Regions from separate parts of the Homo sapiens genome. Here region 1 is linked to region 2. Evidence: chromatin loops called from intact Hi-C (ENCODE). Cell type or tissue: testis. All regions are shown on one strand. Links, peaks and the distances in the headings refer to the core of each region. The heading gives the core; the rest is flanking DNA. Region 1 has its middle 480 kb from the start of BCHE. Region 2 has its middle 420 kb from the start of BCHE.

Evidence for each region. A loop is a pair of places that touch in the nucleus more often than their neighbours do. Peaks named below come from ENCODE experiments on the same cell type or tissue, not always from the same donor. Only the 100,000 strongest peaks of a DNase experiment are listed, where the experiment ranks them.
Region 1: it touches region 2 in a loop (15-fold over the local background); 2 of 110 quality-filtered maps call a loop at or near these places.

Annotation. Positions count from the first base shown.
Region 1 is chr3:166,313,882-166,322,235 of GRCh38, reverse strand. No RefSeq gene overlaps it. Among named protein-coding and RNA genes, the nearest start is that of BCHE, 480 kb to the right of the region's middle. In testis, for the core only: no CTCF peak of the experiment used is centred there; a DNase peak (open chromatin) is centred at 3,405.
Region 2 is chr3:166,255,920-166,264,273 of GRCh38, reverse strand. No RefSeq gene overlaps it. Among named protein-coding and RNA genes, the nearest start is that of BCHE, 420 kb to the right of the region's middle. In testis, for the core only: no CTCF peak of the experiment used is centred there; a DNase peak (open chromatin) is centred at 6,213; H3K4me3 peaks cover 383 bases.

The sequences.
Region 1 (8,354 bases), core at 160-8,159, 58 kb before region 2:
GTTAATTTTACAAGGGAATCATTGAGCATTCAGTGAGATCAATCTCCAAGTAATCCCTCTGCCAGAAAAATTGCACCATGCAATCCATTCTACAAACTAACGATTTAGCTGTCTAAAATAAAGTCATAAATATGTTACTTCCATGACAATTTGACTTCTAGAATTTAACATTGCACACAGTAGCATTGCTCCTAATATGCTATTCAACATCTATATGCTGGAAAGTTATGAATACAAGTTACAGAAAATTTATAAATATGTTGATGGTAATCATTAAATTGAAGAATAATATGTTTATAAGTAAAATGCACAAATCTCGAGCCTACAGCTTGATATATTTTTACAAAATGAATATGTTTGTGTAACCACATCAAAATATAGACGGGTACCCAAATTTTTGAAGCTTCCTTCAGGTACCCATCCCAATGTAACCCCTATTCTGTAACCCCTATCTAGAAAGATAACCCCTATTCTGAATTCTATTATTAACATACAATTAAAATTTTCTATTTGTTTTGTCTGTTTTGAATGTTTATAAATAAAATGAATTTTTTTAATTTTTTTTGTCTCTAGCTTCTTTCATTCAAATATAATGTCTATAAGCTCCATCTATGTTCCTCTATGAAGCAGCGATTTGTTCATTTAACTGTTGTATAATATGCCATTCTATGAAAATAGTACAGTGTATTTTTCCATTCTACTTTTGATGCTACTTATTATCAGCATTTATGGTATACCATAGAGGCTTCTGGTTTTTCTAGAGTCACATTAACTCATCTGAATAATTTGATAGTAAAAATAAACCCTCATGATCAGCAACACAAGGAATAGGGAAAGGAGTTCAGAAAGTGGCGGTCATGGAAGACAAAACCAGAATCAATATATCAAATTTTAAAAGTACGTTGGGTTATTCTCAGTTTGAGGCTATTGCTAATAATGTTTACATATTTGTATACATGTTGTTGTTTATGTGGGTATACTTACGTTAAATATAGACCCATGGATGGAATCACTGAATCTTAGGTTTTGTGTACATTCAGCATTAGAAGGTAATGCTAAAGAGTTTTTGGCAGTGTTTTTTATTTGTTTGGGTTTGGTTTGGTTTGGTTTAGTTTATCTGAACCAATTTTACCTTCATACAGGTTTATGTTATAGTTACTTCACAATGCCAATCATTTTCTTCTAATATCTGTGTTTTTAACTTTAGCTATTCTAGAAAATGCATAATGGAATTTCATTGTGGATTTGGACTTTATTAATAAAAAGTTGAGTATATGTTCATATAGTAATTGACATTTTAGTACTTCTCGAAGTATTTCTTTAAGTATTTTCCCACTTCGTATTGGTTGTCTTTACTAATTTTTTATTTGTAAGAGTTTTTTATGTGATCTTTTTGAGATTTGAAAGAATAATATATTCTGTGATTGTTGAGTACAATGTTCCATTTAAACCAGTTGCATAAATGTTGTTAGTTGTATAGTTCAAATCTCTTGTATATCTCCTCATTTATTATACGATTTTTTTGTTATGGAAAGTCATGTTTTAAGATATTCAGCTTCAGTTATGAATGCAACTTTTTTCTATTTAATTATGCTTGTTTTGTTTTATACATTCTAATTCTGCTGTAGTAAGTAGACACAAATTTAGAAAAGGTTTTATTATCTTCTTGGATATATTAGAGTTATTTTTGTCCAAAACTATATATTTACTCTTCATTTTAAAAAGATATTTTTACTGTGTATTAAATTCTATCTAGATTGACAGTCTTTTTCCTACACTTTTTAGATGTGATCCCAAAGTCATTTGTCTTACATTGTTTGTGATGATAAATCAACTGTCAGACTTATTGCTATTCCTTTTAAAGGAACATATCTTTTCTTAATTTGGTGCTGCTTTGAACATTACCCTGATGCCCCTTTTCCTTTATAGTTAAACAGTTTTATTATAATGTTTCTAGGACTTTTAATTTTTTTTTATTATACTTTAAGTTTTAGGGTACATGTGCACAACGTGCAGGTTAGTTACATATGTATGCATGTGCCATGATGGTGTGCTGCAACCATTAACTCGTCATTTAACATTAGGTATATCTCCTAATGCTATCCCTCCCCCCTCCCCCCACCCCACAAAAGGCCCCGGTGTGTGGTGTTCCCCTTCTGTGTCCATGTGTTCTCACTGTTGAAATCCCGCCTATGAGTGAGAACATGTGGTGTTTGGTTTTTTTGTCCTTGCGATAGTTTGCTGAGAATGATGGTTTCCAGGACTTTTAATTTTTTAAAAATCATTTTCAGTGTTTAAAGCAGGTCTTGAATTTGTGGCTTGATATCATCTACACTTTTGGAAATCCTTAGACCGTATCTCTTCAAATATTGCTTTTGCTTCATTCTTTTTAACTTCTGTAGTAATATTCCAATTGAATGTACAGTAATAATTTTTTCATAACTTGTATTGCATTTCATGTATTTTCTTTGGATTTATTAACCCTTTTTTCTATGCACTACAAATTGTATTGTTTTACACGTATTAAATTTTTATCTTTTGGAATACTAAACCACTTTCTGGACATATACAAATGCCTTTAATGCATATATTAAATTATTTGAGTTATTGTACTTTTAAGTTCTCATTTTTTTATATGTTTGTTTATTATAGGTTACAGTCCTCTAATAAGTTGTTTTATCTTTTTCACATGTTAGTAATAGATATATTAAAACTTATTTGTGGCCAGGCCCGGTGACTCACGCTTGTAATCCCAGCACTTTGGGAGGCCGAGGTGGGCAGATCATGAGGTCAGATGATCTAGACCAGCCTGGCCAACACGGTGAAACTCCCTCTCTACTAAAAATACAAACATTAGCTGGGCGTGGTGGCACGTGCCTGTAATGCCAGCTACTCGTGAGGCTGAGGCAGGAGAATTGCTTGAACCAGGGAGTCAGAGGTTGCAGTGAGCTGAAATCGCGCCACTGCACTCCAGCCTGGTGACAGAGTGAGACTCCGTCTCCAAACAACAACAACAAAAACAACAACTTATTTGTACTAATGCTAATATCTGGATTACTGCAGATTTATCTATTGTCTGTTAATTTTTTTCTAGGACTTCAGCTTTTAGTATATTATTGTTATAACATGCCTGATAATTTTGAGAGGTGAAGCCAGCTGGACTTCTTGGGTCGAGTGAGGACATGGAGAACTTTTCTATCTAAAGGTTTGTAAACACACAAATCAGCACTCTGTAAAAACGCACCAGTCAGTGCTCAGTGTCTAGCTAAAGGTTTGTAAATGCAACAATCGACACTCTGTAAAAATGCACCAATCAGCGCTCTGTGTCTTGCTAAAGATTTCTAAACGCACCAATCAGCACTCAGTAAAAACAGACCAATCAGCACTCTGTAAAATGGACCAATCAGCGCTCAGTAAAATGGACCAATCAGCAGGACGTGGGTGGGGCCAAATAAGGGAATAAACGCTGGCCACTGGAGCCAGCAGTGGCAACCCGCCGGGTTCACCTTCCATGCTGTGGAAGCTTTGTTCTTTCCCTCTTCGCATTTATTATAAATAGAAGGGTTAGTTTGATATCAATCATCCAGCTACAACTTCATATAATTAGCTATTAATCATATTCTGTGCAAACATAATCTCAGAGTTGGCTACAGAAGTCAACATTAGGAATCCAGGATCTTTCTAGTCTAAAATCTTAGTGTTGGATTTGGCGTATAGACTTGCCACCTCATGGTTAATAAGATAACTGCTGTAGCCTCAGCTATAGTGTCCTCGTGTAATCAAATCCAGGACAGGAATAGAATTAAAAAAAAGACAAAGAGAAAAAGGATTTTCACTTTGTAAATTTATCTCCTTTGATAGAATCAAGATTCCAATATTCCTGGAAATTTCTAGAGGACTTTCTTAAAATAAAAATTTTAGGTCCTCTTTTAAGCCAATAATTAGCAAAGAAGAATGGCCTGCTCTAATTAGTTTAGACGAGTTATAATTTATTCACTAGGCTAAGCAATTTGCAAGTGACTGAATATTGGATTCAATTAGCAGAGAAGAAACGAGGATGACTATCCATTAGACAAGCCGGCTGTGACAGAAACCACATTATATACTCAATTCATTTTTCAAATAGCATCTTCTAATCTTACCACCATGTTTCCTATTTTCTGGTTCAGAATTTCTCAGCGTTGAGACTATTGACACTTGGGGCCAGATCATTCTTGTTGTGGGCCTGTCCTGGGTACTGTGAGGTTTACCAGCATCCCTGGAATCTACCTACTAGATGCTGGCAGCATACCCCAGATCATTTGAGAAAACAAAAATGTCTCCAGATATTGCCAAATGTTCTCTGGAGGGCAAAAATGCCCCCTGTCGAAGGCTATTGATATAGGTGTTTTCAGGAGAAGGAAATGAAAAGTGGATAATCTCCATTCTGGTGCAGTTTAAGTACAAGAATTAAGAGTGATAACAGTTTCTGGAATCCAAATATCACATTGTATGTACCTGAGGACATGACAGAAGTAAAAAACCCACAAATATAGAACATATGAAACATCTGTATTTAAAGACACACCCACACACACACAACTGTGAACTGGTGTTCATTAGGAAAAGAGTAACTGAATAAATATATTTAATATATTTCTTGTTGGAAATACAGGTATAACATCAAGAACATAAAATCAAATGTATAAATTATACATGCAAATATTGTTTTGCTAAAATATCTTTAAAATAAGTCATTTTAGATTGAAATGATTTTAGAACTGAATGCAGAAATTGAACATTTGTGAATGAGTATATAAAATATTTATACAGAATCCACATTCTATGCCAATGTTTTCAATTGTTATTCCATGATGTTTGCACCTGTAGCTCAAAACCGCATATAAATTCCAAACAAATACTATTGTATTTTGAATGTGTTCTCAATTTTCAGTATATATTAAAACATTTTTTCCTGCATCACTAGTTTTACATTTTGTGTTAAGTGCACCTACCTTTCACCACAGGCTGTATTCATGCTTAGTAAATCAATTTTATCAATAAGAATTCTTCCTTGCTCAAATTTAATTTATGAAATAAGACAACAAACCCCAAGGACTATATGCAGCTATTGAGAATTTCATTTATTCTGTTCAAATAGCATTCTTCAATTACATTCCATCATTTATGTGAAATTTTTAAGGGAGATGACAATAAAAAACACAACCAATTCAAAAGTACACAGAAGTTAGTTTTCAAGTTTCTGTAGCTAATTACAATTTTACTCTTATAAATTACACTCCTCTGTCTCCATGGTTATTTAGCTTTAAACAGCTTCCTGCTTACACTAGGAAGAAAAGCTATCAAATAGTAAATTTTCCTATTCTTCCTTCTGCCCCAAGGCGGTGAATTTCCCAGGAGCCAATCCACTGGAGACTTTCAGCTTGCAATGGCTTTTGAATGTTCTCTTTTACTCTTGTCCCACTCCAGTGGTTGTTCCGTGAAGCTACTTCTTTCATCTGATCCTCTATGATCATTTGCTATTAAAGGGTTATAGCAGGGGATGAATTAGTCAATCTTTCTCCCTAAAACTTGAGTAGAAGCAACTCTTCTTAGAACAAAACAGAAGAAAATTTACTCAAATCTAAAATGTATTACTTTTATTTACAACAGCATATTACTTACATTATTTTGATGATTGCATGGCTGTCATTTTGTCCTATATGAATTTAACCAAAATTATACTAAACAAATGTTAAGTAGTTAAAACATATTCAATATATATTCCCTCATTTTAATGAAAGAAAAATCTAATTTAGATTCAAATGGCCTAAAAGTTATAGAAATGTTAAAATGCTAGTTTAAAACTTTTAAACTCTAAAAGTGCACAGTTTTGCCATACCAGAATCAACATATGCTAATATTTATTCATAACAAAACAATATGCAGTTTAAACAAGTTTAGAAACAAATTGACTTCCTAAATATTCAAATGCTATTTTTTTGCACTGGTATAAATACTGACAAATAGGTAGGTACTTACATGCGTAGACAATATTGTCACTTACCCTTGACAAAGTACTATTTTATTCTGTAAAATTTAATGCTAAGAATCTTAGGTTCACAAAAAGATGAAGATAATTTTAAAATATTAATTTTTACATTTTGTGTTATGTGCACCTACCTTTCACCACAGGCTATATTCATGCTTATTAAATCAATTTTATCAATAAGAATTCTTCCTTGCTCAAATTTAATTTATGAAATAAGACAATAAACCCCAAAGGACTATATGCAGCAATTTGAAACTGGAATTTTCAAATTGGAAAGGACTATAATGTAGTGGTCAATATAAATTTTCAAGTGCGTTATATTTTTATTAGAGTAGACTCAATAAGTAAAAATAGTGAGATAAAATTTACAACTGTTAAAGAACAGTATTTAATGCATTTAAAGTGAGTAATTGTTGGAATCAATTTGCTATGGAATTTAGATTCTACTGTATACATTTTACAGTAATGAACAGTTTTTTTGAATGTCCTTTAAAAATGCTATTCTATCTTTTTTTATGAATTAAACATAAAAATATACGAATCAATGTAATAACATAGAAAGACAGATAAAAGTATTTCAACATTGCTTGTGGAAGGCATAAGTGAAAAAATGTTGAAGACCTTTGTATGAAGTCTCCCAAACTGTCTGTACTATCTCTCATATGTATCACAACTGCCAGCTGTTCTCCATTCCCATTTCTCTAGAGCCTTATTTTGGGTCCACATTATCTCATTTCTCAGGTTGATTATTAATATGTCTCACAGGAACATCCCTGCATCCTTGCCAGAAAAAAAAATTTGTGTGAAAAATATAAAAAGATGACCATATTATTTGATAATCAATCCTTTACTTTTTTGAAAGCATTTTCCCCTTTTCAAAAATAATTCTGTATGAATACCTAGTTATGAATCTGTGTTATGTATTTTGTTTTAAAGCCATAGCAATGGGTTAAATTGAGGAATGATCCCTAAAACTATACCTGTTTTTCCTTCTTCTCACACAATCTAGCAGCCCTTAGAGGCTTTGGGGAATAGATAGATTCTATGAAATATAATTTGAAAACCACTCTTTATACTGATTTGAAATCTAACCTTTGAGAGCTATATGAGAACTTTCATAATCTGACTCCAGGGATATATTCTATTTCATCTTTGTTACTTCACCTGATAAGCCTCTGTCACAGCCATGCATTAAAGGTTTTATTTTCCAAAACATGTTGCTGTGCTGTGCAACTCTTGGACTCTATAAGTGCTTTTCCTCTGCTGAAAATGTCATATTCTTCCTTGTCCTCTATCCTAAATTTTCATTAATACTCATTGCAAATATCTGATGGGACTTCCCTGGTGTATATGTATAATGTATACATATGTGTATATGTATAATGTGTGTGTGTGTGTGTGTGTGTGTGTGTGTGTGTGTATATATATGAGTTAAATATACTTCTCTTTTTACTCCTTCCAAACCATGTTTGTAAGTACATTCTTGGATTTACCATGCTTTTGTTTTTAATCTTCATCTTCCTTGCTACTTCAGATTTCCTGAAAGAATTATGTTCTAATTATCTCTGTGTTTCTAGCAACTAGTAGAGTTCCAGATACTTAGTAAACACTTAATAAATGCCTAAATAATCATGTAAATTTTGACTTCAAAAGGCAGTATAATTTAATTTAAGGAAATTCTCATTATTATTAATTTACTTACTCTTATATAGCCTATAAGATAATCAATATCTCTAACTAATAATATACTACAAATAAAAAATACCAGACACTGTGCTGCAAGTTTTATGTGCACTAGTCATTTAATCTGGCCCATGATTATGAGGTAGGTACAACTATTAATGGCAATCACAGAGGAGCTTGAGGTATCTGCGGCTACCTAAATTTTACCCAAGGTCACATGGCTAGAAGTGACATCCTTGGAACTTAAACATATCATGTCAGACAACTGAACCTGCTTTTGCCAATACTGTCTACTCTATATTAGAGAAGACTGAGTTTATGCTATACTACAGATACCATTTATTTCAACAAAGATTCATAACAAAAGTTGCCAAAATACAATCACATTTGTCTTCAAGGTTTGTCCATTTTATCTCTGTTTATAAAGAATCCTAGCTAATGCTTTTATCATTCAGGAATACTATTTGGAACAAGTCTGGAAGCAGAGCGTCACTGACCTTGGGTAAGCCCCTTAATGATGTCAGAGACAGAATCTTCCTGATTCTGCTCAATGTATTTTTTTCCTTCCTAGTTATAAAATAATTGTCAAACTCCAGACATTAAATCAATGCTTAAGATGGAGAAAGGGGCAGTAATAGTC
Region 2 (8,354 bases), core at 41-8,040:
TATGTTTAGCTTTCAGTGAAATAAAAAATATAAAAATAGAGTAAGAAACATCTGCCCTTAGTTTTCTCATGCATAGTCATTATATACAGATTACAGACACATACTTTTATTGTACTGAACATGATAGTTTATTATTAATTACATGATTAGTCTAATGGTTCTCAAATCCTGAGGCATGGGAAAGAGGAAGTAAGGGATTCCTCTTCAAAATATCTATGTATATGCCTTATGGCTATAACATACCTTATAATATCATTGTCATAATGGAGAAGCTGGGGGCCATGTGTATTTTGATTAAGTTTTGCAGGTGATTTTATTTTATTTATTTTTTTATTATACTTTAAGTTCTAGGATACATGTGCACAACGTGCAGGTTTGTTACATATGTATACATGTGCCATGCTGGTGTGCTGCAGGTGATTTTAAAATGCTGCCCACTAAACTTTCTTTGTGAGAATCATACCCTTAATTATGAATAATATGTGAAACTGCAATATAAGAAAACAAACTCTAACAGATATTGATAGTCGCAGGGTCAAAATCTAATCTTTTGATTTTTGGAAAATAGTATGCTCAGATCATTCCTAGGCTCTATGATATCTTGGTGTAGCCATGTGGCCAAGTCTTGCAAATGCAATGTAAGCACACATGTTGTGAGTACGGCCTCAGGAAAAAAATTTACTTTCCTGATAATAAGTGACAAGTGTGGCAAACAAATAATATATATGTTCTTGTTCCTTTCTTCCTGCCTGATATCTGAAATAAGGATCTGATGCCTGAGGATAGTACAGCCATCTAGTAACAATCAAATTGTGTAGCAGAGCAGAGAGAGAGAGAGAGAAAGAATGAGCTTTCAAGCTAGCAGTAACCTTTCCACTTCCAGATTGTTTTTAAGTAAGGAAAATAAGACTCCCACTTAAGACTTTATCAGGTTTCTGTTATACGGACCCAAATAATTCCTAGGTAATACATTAGCAAAAAATATTTTTATGTCCTTGAAAGATTGGAACATAATTCCACTTTACATCAAAATATGGTCAAAGGAGACTTTTCCCCTTGCATTCCTTACTAATTTATTTTTAAATATCCACTTCTCATGACAGCTGCCTTTGTCTGATTGTTTTCCAGTTAAGTATTACTTCAGTGCTTTTCTTCGTCCAGCAGCTTGTACAATATTGTTAGGGGCAAACTGAAATCGACAGTGGTATTTAGGTCAGGTGTGTAGCCTATCATAAACATGTGAAGGCCCAGTTAGGTTAGGGAACCCTGGATTCCTGAATGTTATTCCTTGATTTAACCTGGAATAGTATTTCTTGTGCTTCTTCATAGCTATTCAGCACATTGGAAACAGATTTATTTCAGGTTATTTTCGGGGGTGATAGGAGTAGACTGAATAATGGCTCCTCAGAGGTATCTACTTCCTAATTTCTGAAACCTGGGTTTGTGTTAGCTTATATGCTAAAGAGGCCTAGCAGGTCCAAATAAATTAAGGAGGTAGGGAGGCTGTATTATCTAGGTGAGCCCAATGTAATCACAAGGGACTTATACGCGGGAGGGAGGAGAGAGAAGATTTGTGTGATGTGGTCAGGAGCCAAGGAATGCCTGATGCTTCTAGCACCTGGAAGAGGTAAGGAATTGATTCTCCCATGTAGCCTCCAGAAGCAATCAGCCTTGCCAATAACTTGATTTTAGTGGTCTAAGACTCATTTTACACTTCTGATCTCTGAATTTATTATTTCTGATAATACATTTGTGTTATGTAAGCTACTAAATTTGTGATAACTTGTAGCAGCAATAAGAAAAAAAACATGAGGTTATTTAATGCAGAAATAATATTAAATCTTTGTAGTATTCTTTTGTAGATATAATTCTACAGTTCCCATTCTTCTGTAGATATGATTTCACTGACAAGTGCTGATGGGTAAGAACAAAACAATTTTTGAGCTATATATTGTTCATTGAATTATTCATATACCCATTTATTAATTCAAACAGGATTTGTTTCAAAAAATAATTGTCTCCCAGATGCACTTCACTGAAATAAATATTATTTGGAAGATGTACTTTGAGAAATATCTTTTGAGCTGAATCTCATTTATCCTTTGTATATATATTCACCACATTTTAAATTTATAAAGGAATCAGACATAAAATAACAAATTGGTTACAATCTTATGAGATTTTGTCTAAACATTGAGTACTTTCAATTCATTGGTTAAGATAAAGTGTGGATGTAAACCAACATAGCCTGTTTATTAGTGACTAATAAGAACCACCTTTACATAGACATGGTTCTCAAGGCACATGTTGTGATTGTATACTCTTTTTGTCCTGAAGCCACTCTGTAGCCAGATTATAGAGAAGATGTCTTTCCTCTGACTGGAGAAAGGGAAAAATCATGATAATCCTCAGGCAGGGGAAATGAATGCCACTTCTGTTTTCTTTCTGTTACCACAATGCAGCTATCATTCGATGTGATTGTGGAGCATGCCTGTCCCCTGCGTCTCTCCACTCAGTGCCTGGCTGATGTGGTTTGGTTGTGTCTCCACCCAAATCTCATCTTGAATGATAGGTTCTATAATCCCAACATGTCCTGGGAGGGACCCAATGGGAGGAAATTGAATCATGGAGGCAGTTACCCCCATGCTGCTGTTCTCATGATAGTGAGTGTGTTCTCATGAGATCTGATGGTTTTATGAGGGGCTTTCCCCCCTTTTGCTTGGCACTCCTCTTGCCTGCCATCATGTAAGATGTGCCTTTGCTTCTCCTTCACCTTCCACCATGATTGTGAGGTCTCACCAGCCATGTGGAACTGTGAGTCTGTTAAACCTCCTTTTCTTTATAAATTACCCAGTCTCGGGTATTTCTTCACAGCAGTATGAGAACGGACTAATACATTGGCCTTGAAACACTCTTAACTAAACAGCCAAGTTGGCATCCAATAATTCACACAAATTCACATAAAGGGGAACAAGCAATATACGTAATTTTAAAGATGCAAGAATTATGAAAGGACACTTAGTAATGACTGAAATGATACAGGAAATATTATACGAGAAAGGTATTTTTAGTAGATGTTAATGAAGGTAAAGATATAGAATAGCAAGTATTGATCAGAAAGGTAATTGGTCATTTGTTGTTAGCCAGAAGTAGAAAACTGATGCAGAAAGATAAAGAGAGAGAAACAAAATATGACTCTCAAAGAAATTAAAATTGAGAACTTATCTTATTATTTAAAATATTAAAAATGAATTTCTTGTTTTTAACTTTAATGTCATCTCCAATAACTTTGGGGAGTTGTAGAAATTGAGGCAACATAGCTTAATTGTAAAGAATGATCTAGAGCCAGATTGCCTGGGTTTATATCCTAGTTCTTCCCATAATTAGCTGCACATTCTTTGATAACTGACCCCTCTGAGCCTCATTTTTCTCAACTATAAAACAAGATCCTAATATTGCCTACCTCATAGGCTTATGATGAAGATGACCTAAGTTAAGAATTGCAAAATACTTAGAAATTCACAGACACAGTATTTCATATATATAGTTATCACTGTGCCTGGATAAATATATATATACACATACACATGCCTATATATTTCTTAAAAGGATCGTTCGTAGGGGGAGAAACCAGGGTATCCTGATATCAATATTTTTTAAAACTCTCCAAATGATTCTGATGTACAGCAAGGGTTAAAAGCCATTATCTGAACAAATAAACACTTTCTTTAATAATAAAAAAGTAGTAACTTTGCTTGCAAAAATATAATTTGTGGAATTTTTTGAGCAAGTTTTCAAAGGGAAAAATTACCTGACATTTTTACTCATTAATATATCTGTACTGTTGTTATGGAGACCTACTCCAATTTATATTTCTGTTTAAAATGAGAAAATAAGATCCACTAAGTGTATTTAATTTATAATCAAAATTCAAAATATTAGTCATAGCTAACCTTTAAAGCCTGATAAATTGTAGCTCTATGATGTGTGTTATTGAAGTATTTATGGATATTATGCTATAATTAAATCAAAACCCAATTAAAGTTTCTAGGATTTTCAGTTTTAATAATGCTGAAAAATCCAACTTTGTGTCTTAGCTTCAGAAGCATGTTTCTGTTCTGAATAGCCTGCAAGTGTAGATTTTTATTTAAAGGAAGAAAGAACTTAACAGATATATAGAGAAGCAGCAGCAACAATACCATCTGTGAATCTTTTGATTTTCTTTGCTTAAAATTTGGACTCATTAACTAGAATGTGCTCTTCAACTTTGATTTTTAAAAGTGTGACAGGTGGGAAATCCAAACTGTTTCATTTATCACACAGTTTGAGATGCTGAAATGAGAAGTGACATTTGGAATAAGTTCAGTGTCATGACCCCTTTCAGGATACAATTTATGGGTCTGTGAATGCACATGTGAATAATACCAAGCAAGCTATCACTGTGTCTGGATAAATATGCCTTACTCAAAAAAAAAATGAGAAGTAGACACAAACTAGCACATCCTAATTATTTTCTAGTTTATGTATGTGTCACATAGAAATGTTGAACATATAAAAATGTCAAATGAGGCAAAGTTAGATTTTAAAAAAAGCTTCGAATATTTTGTCAAGAATATTATTTTCTTAGGATATATGTTTTGCAAGAAGAGCTTTTAAAGTTTAAATTGTTTTTTAATTAAATAAACCAAAATGTAAGTACTTTTATAAGCAATTTGCAGAACACCATCACCTTACCATAAAAAATCCATGCTTGTAGATAAACAGGACATCATTTTAGAATAGGTAAAATAAATATGTAAAACAAGATAAACCTATTAAAATATGAAAGATACTGGTAAGTAGGAAATTTAGTTTAAACCTGGGGGCAGCGAATGAGCGTAGGTTTATTTCATACACTCACAGATCACTTTCTGCTTCTCGGATTGAGCAGGGAATTCACAAGTGTTCATCATATTAAAAATTGCAAATTGCATAATTGTTACAATATTTTATATGTTTCAAATATTCTACTTAGTAGATAAGAAAGTAAACTTTCACCTTTGGAAAGATGCATTAGGCATACTTTTCCATATTTTTTTATTGTTAAGTGAAGCTAAAAGCACTGGAAATTATACATAAACATAAGACGACACTGGAATGTGGAAAGAAGGTAGACCAGCTAGGGACCTCAGGACCTGAAAAATAACAAAATAGTGAATTCCATGGGTTTTCATTTTACCTCATATATCCTGGCCATGATACTCAGAGGTGACAGGGTGCTGGCAGTCCTCACAGCGCTCGCTCGCTCTCGGCGCCTCCTCTGCCTGGGCTCCCACTTTGGCGGCACTTGAAGAGCCCTTCAGCCCACCGCTGCACTGTGGGAGCCCCTTTCTGGGCTGGCCAAGGCCGGAGCCGGCTCCCTCAGCTTGCAGGGAGGTGTGGAGGGAGAGGCGCGAGCGGGAACCGGAGCTGCGCGCGGCGCTTGCGAGCCAGCTGGAGTTCCGGGTGGGCGTGGGCTTGGCGGGCCCCGCACTCAGAGCAGCCGGCCGGCCCTGCCGACCCCGGGCAATGAGGGGCTTAGCACCCGGGCCAGCGGCTGCGGAGGCTGTACTGGGTCCCCCAGCAGTGCCAGCCCACCGGCGCTGCGCTCGATTTCTCGCCGGGCCTTAGCTGCCTTCCCGTCGGGCAGGGCTCGGGACCTGCAGCCCGCCATGCCTGAGCCTTCCACCCCCTCCGTGGGCTCCTGTGCGGCCCTAGCCTCCTCGACGAACACCACCCTCTGCTCCATGGCGCCCAGTCCCGTCGACCACCCAAGGGCTGAGGAGTGCGGGCGCACGGCGTGGGACTGGTAGGCAGCTCCATCTGCAGCCCTGGTGTGGGATCCACTGGGTGAAGCCAGCTGGGCTCCTGAGTCTGGTGGGGAGGTGGAGAACCTTTATGTCTAGCTCAGGGATTGTAAATACACCACTTGGCACTCTGTATCTAGCTCAAGGTTTGTAAACACACCAATCAGCAAATCAGCACCCTGTGTCTAGCTCAGGGTTTGTGAATGCACCAATCCACACTCTGTATCTAGCTACTCTGGTGGGGCCTTGGAGAACCTTTGTGTGGACACTCTGTATCTAGCTAATCTAGTGGGGACGTGGAGAACCTTTGTGTCTAGCTCAGGGATTGTAAAGGGACCAATCAGCGCCCTGTCAAAACAGACCACTGGGCTCTACCAATCAGCAGGATGTGGGTGGGGCCAGATAAGAATAAAAGCAGGCTGCGCCAGGCAGCAGTGGCAACCCGCTGGGGTCCCCTTCCACACTGTGGAACCTTTGTTCTTTCGCTCTTTGCAATAAATCCCGCTAATGCTCACTTTTTGGGTCCACACTGCCTTTATGAGCCGTAACACCGCTAAGGTCTGCAGTTTCATTCCTGAGCCGGGGAGACCGCGAACCCACGAGAAGGAAGAAATTCCGAACACATCCAAACATCAGGAGGAGCAAACTCCAGACGCGCCACCTTAAGGGCTGTAATACTCACCGTTAGGGTCCACGGCTTCATTCTTGAAGTCAGTGAGACCCAGAACCCACCAATTCCGGACACAATACTAGGGAAAGCAGGAACCCAGAAACAGCAATGAAAAACAAAAGTCCACGAAATTGCCTCTCCTCTCAGAAGACTGTCAAGGCCTGGAAAGACTGGACACACACACACACACACACACACACACACACGCACAGTGTGTCAGAGAAAGCCAAGTGGGACATTGGGAGTTTCATTCAAGCTGGTTGATAACAAGCTCTCTTCCACCTTCAGTGTCCATGGAGAGCATGTGGGGAATCCAATTTCACTTCCACTTGGCAGTAACAATTAAGATTTCTGCTTATGCCTTTGTTTGTTCATTCATCCACTCAAAATATATTTTATAAGCACCAATTTTGTGTTGACATTTTTATTATTTCTGAAGATGTAGCAATAATAAAATAAGACAAAAAGATTAAATAAGACAAAATCTTTCTCTTCAGAAAGAACTCATTCTAGGGATGGGGCCAGAACATACAGAAAAGACATTTTAAATGCTTTATGCTACAGGATAAAAATTTAGATGGCAAAACAATAAGACAGATATGTAATTAGAAATAGAAGTATTTGAATTGTCACTTTAAGGTAAAAACCTGTATTTTTCCTTGGTGCTCTACTGAAACATTGTGCAATTGCTAGCTTCTTAAAGGCTTGTTACAATGTAGACTAAAAAACACAGTGACTTCTTAAAAATCCAGCTGCCTACAATCCATTGGTTAACCTTCATTTGGAATGACTTATTTAATGTATGATTTGTAGCATTAATCATAAATTATTTTGAAAATACTATTCACTGAGTTATGAAAGACTTGCATATTTTATAATATTATATAATATTAGAAAAATCTCTGTTGATATCACAATCTCATCAGAAAACTAAGTATGAGAAAGCTATGAAGCTTAAGATGTTAGATATATGTTTTCAAAATTTTAATTTTCACTTGAATCCAATTTTATCACAGACAACAAATACTGTAAAATTATTTTTTCCTTGAAATGACAAGCTTTATTTTCCAGAATATTCTTATCAAATATTCAATTCAAAACAATACTTTTTTTCTTTTTTCTTTTTCTTTTTTTTTTTTTTTTTTGAGACAGTTTCGCTCTTATTGTCCAAGTTGAAGTGCAATGGCGCGATCTTGGCTCACTGCAACTTCTGCCTCCAAGGTTCAAGCGATTCTCCTGCCTCAGCCTCCCGAGTAGCTGGGATTATAGGCACACACCACCATGCCCGGCTAATTTTTTGCAAATGAATACATTTTTAATAGTCACTTTTTCAAATAAACATAATGATTCATTAGATAAAAGTGCAGCTCATTTAGCTCGAAACTCACACAATTGCACAAGAGCTTTTTGTTGAATAAATTATACTTACATATACAGCAGAAGCACTTTATGTCTACTTCCTATTTAAAAATACATACACTTGATAGTGGAGACTTAGTAACTTTAATAAGTTTAAGAACATTCATTCATTTTATCAAGAGCATTCTTAAGTAAAACTGACATTCTAATTTGTGTGCATGGTAGAAAAAATGTAATCACTACTAGGAATATTTTGTGTCCTTGCTTTTATTTGGACTGAGACACCATCAATTTCACTTACTAGTGCTTTTTAACTATTATCGAAACTATCAATGCATTGAAAAAATATATACTGTGTCATATTATAATGAAAACACTACTAAAACTGAAGATTCCCTGAATGTGTATTAAGGACCCCAAGAGGTGCACAAGACACATTTTGAGATGCATTGTTCTAAGTAATAACCACTCAATAACTCTATTAAGTAGATAGTATTCTC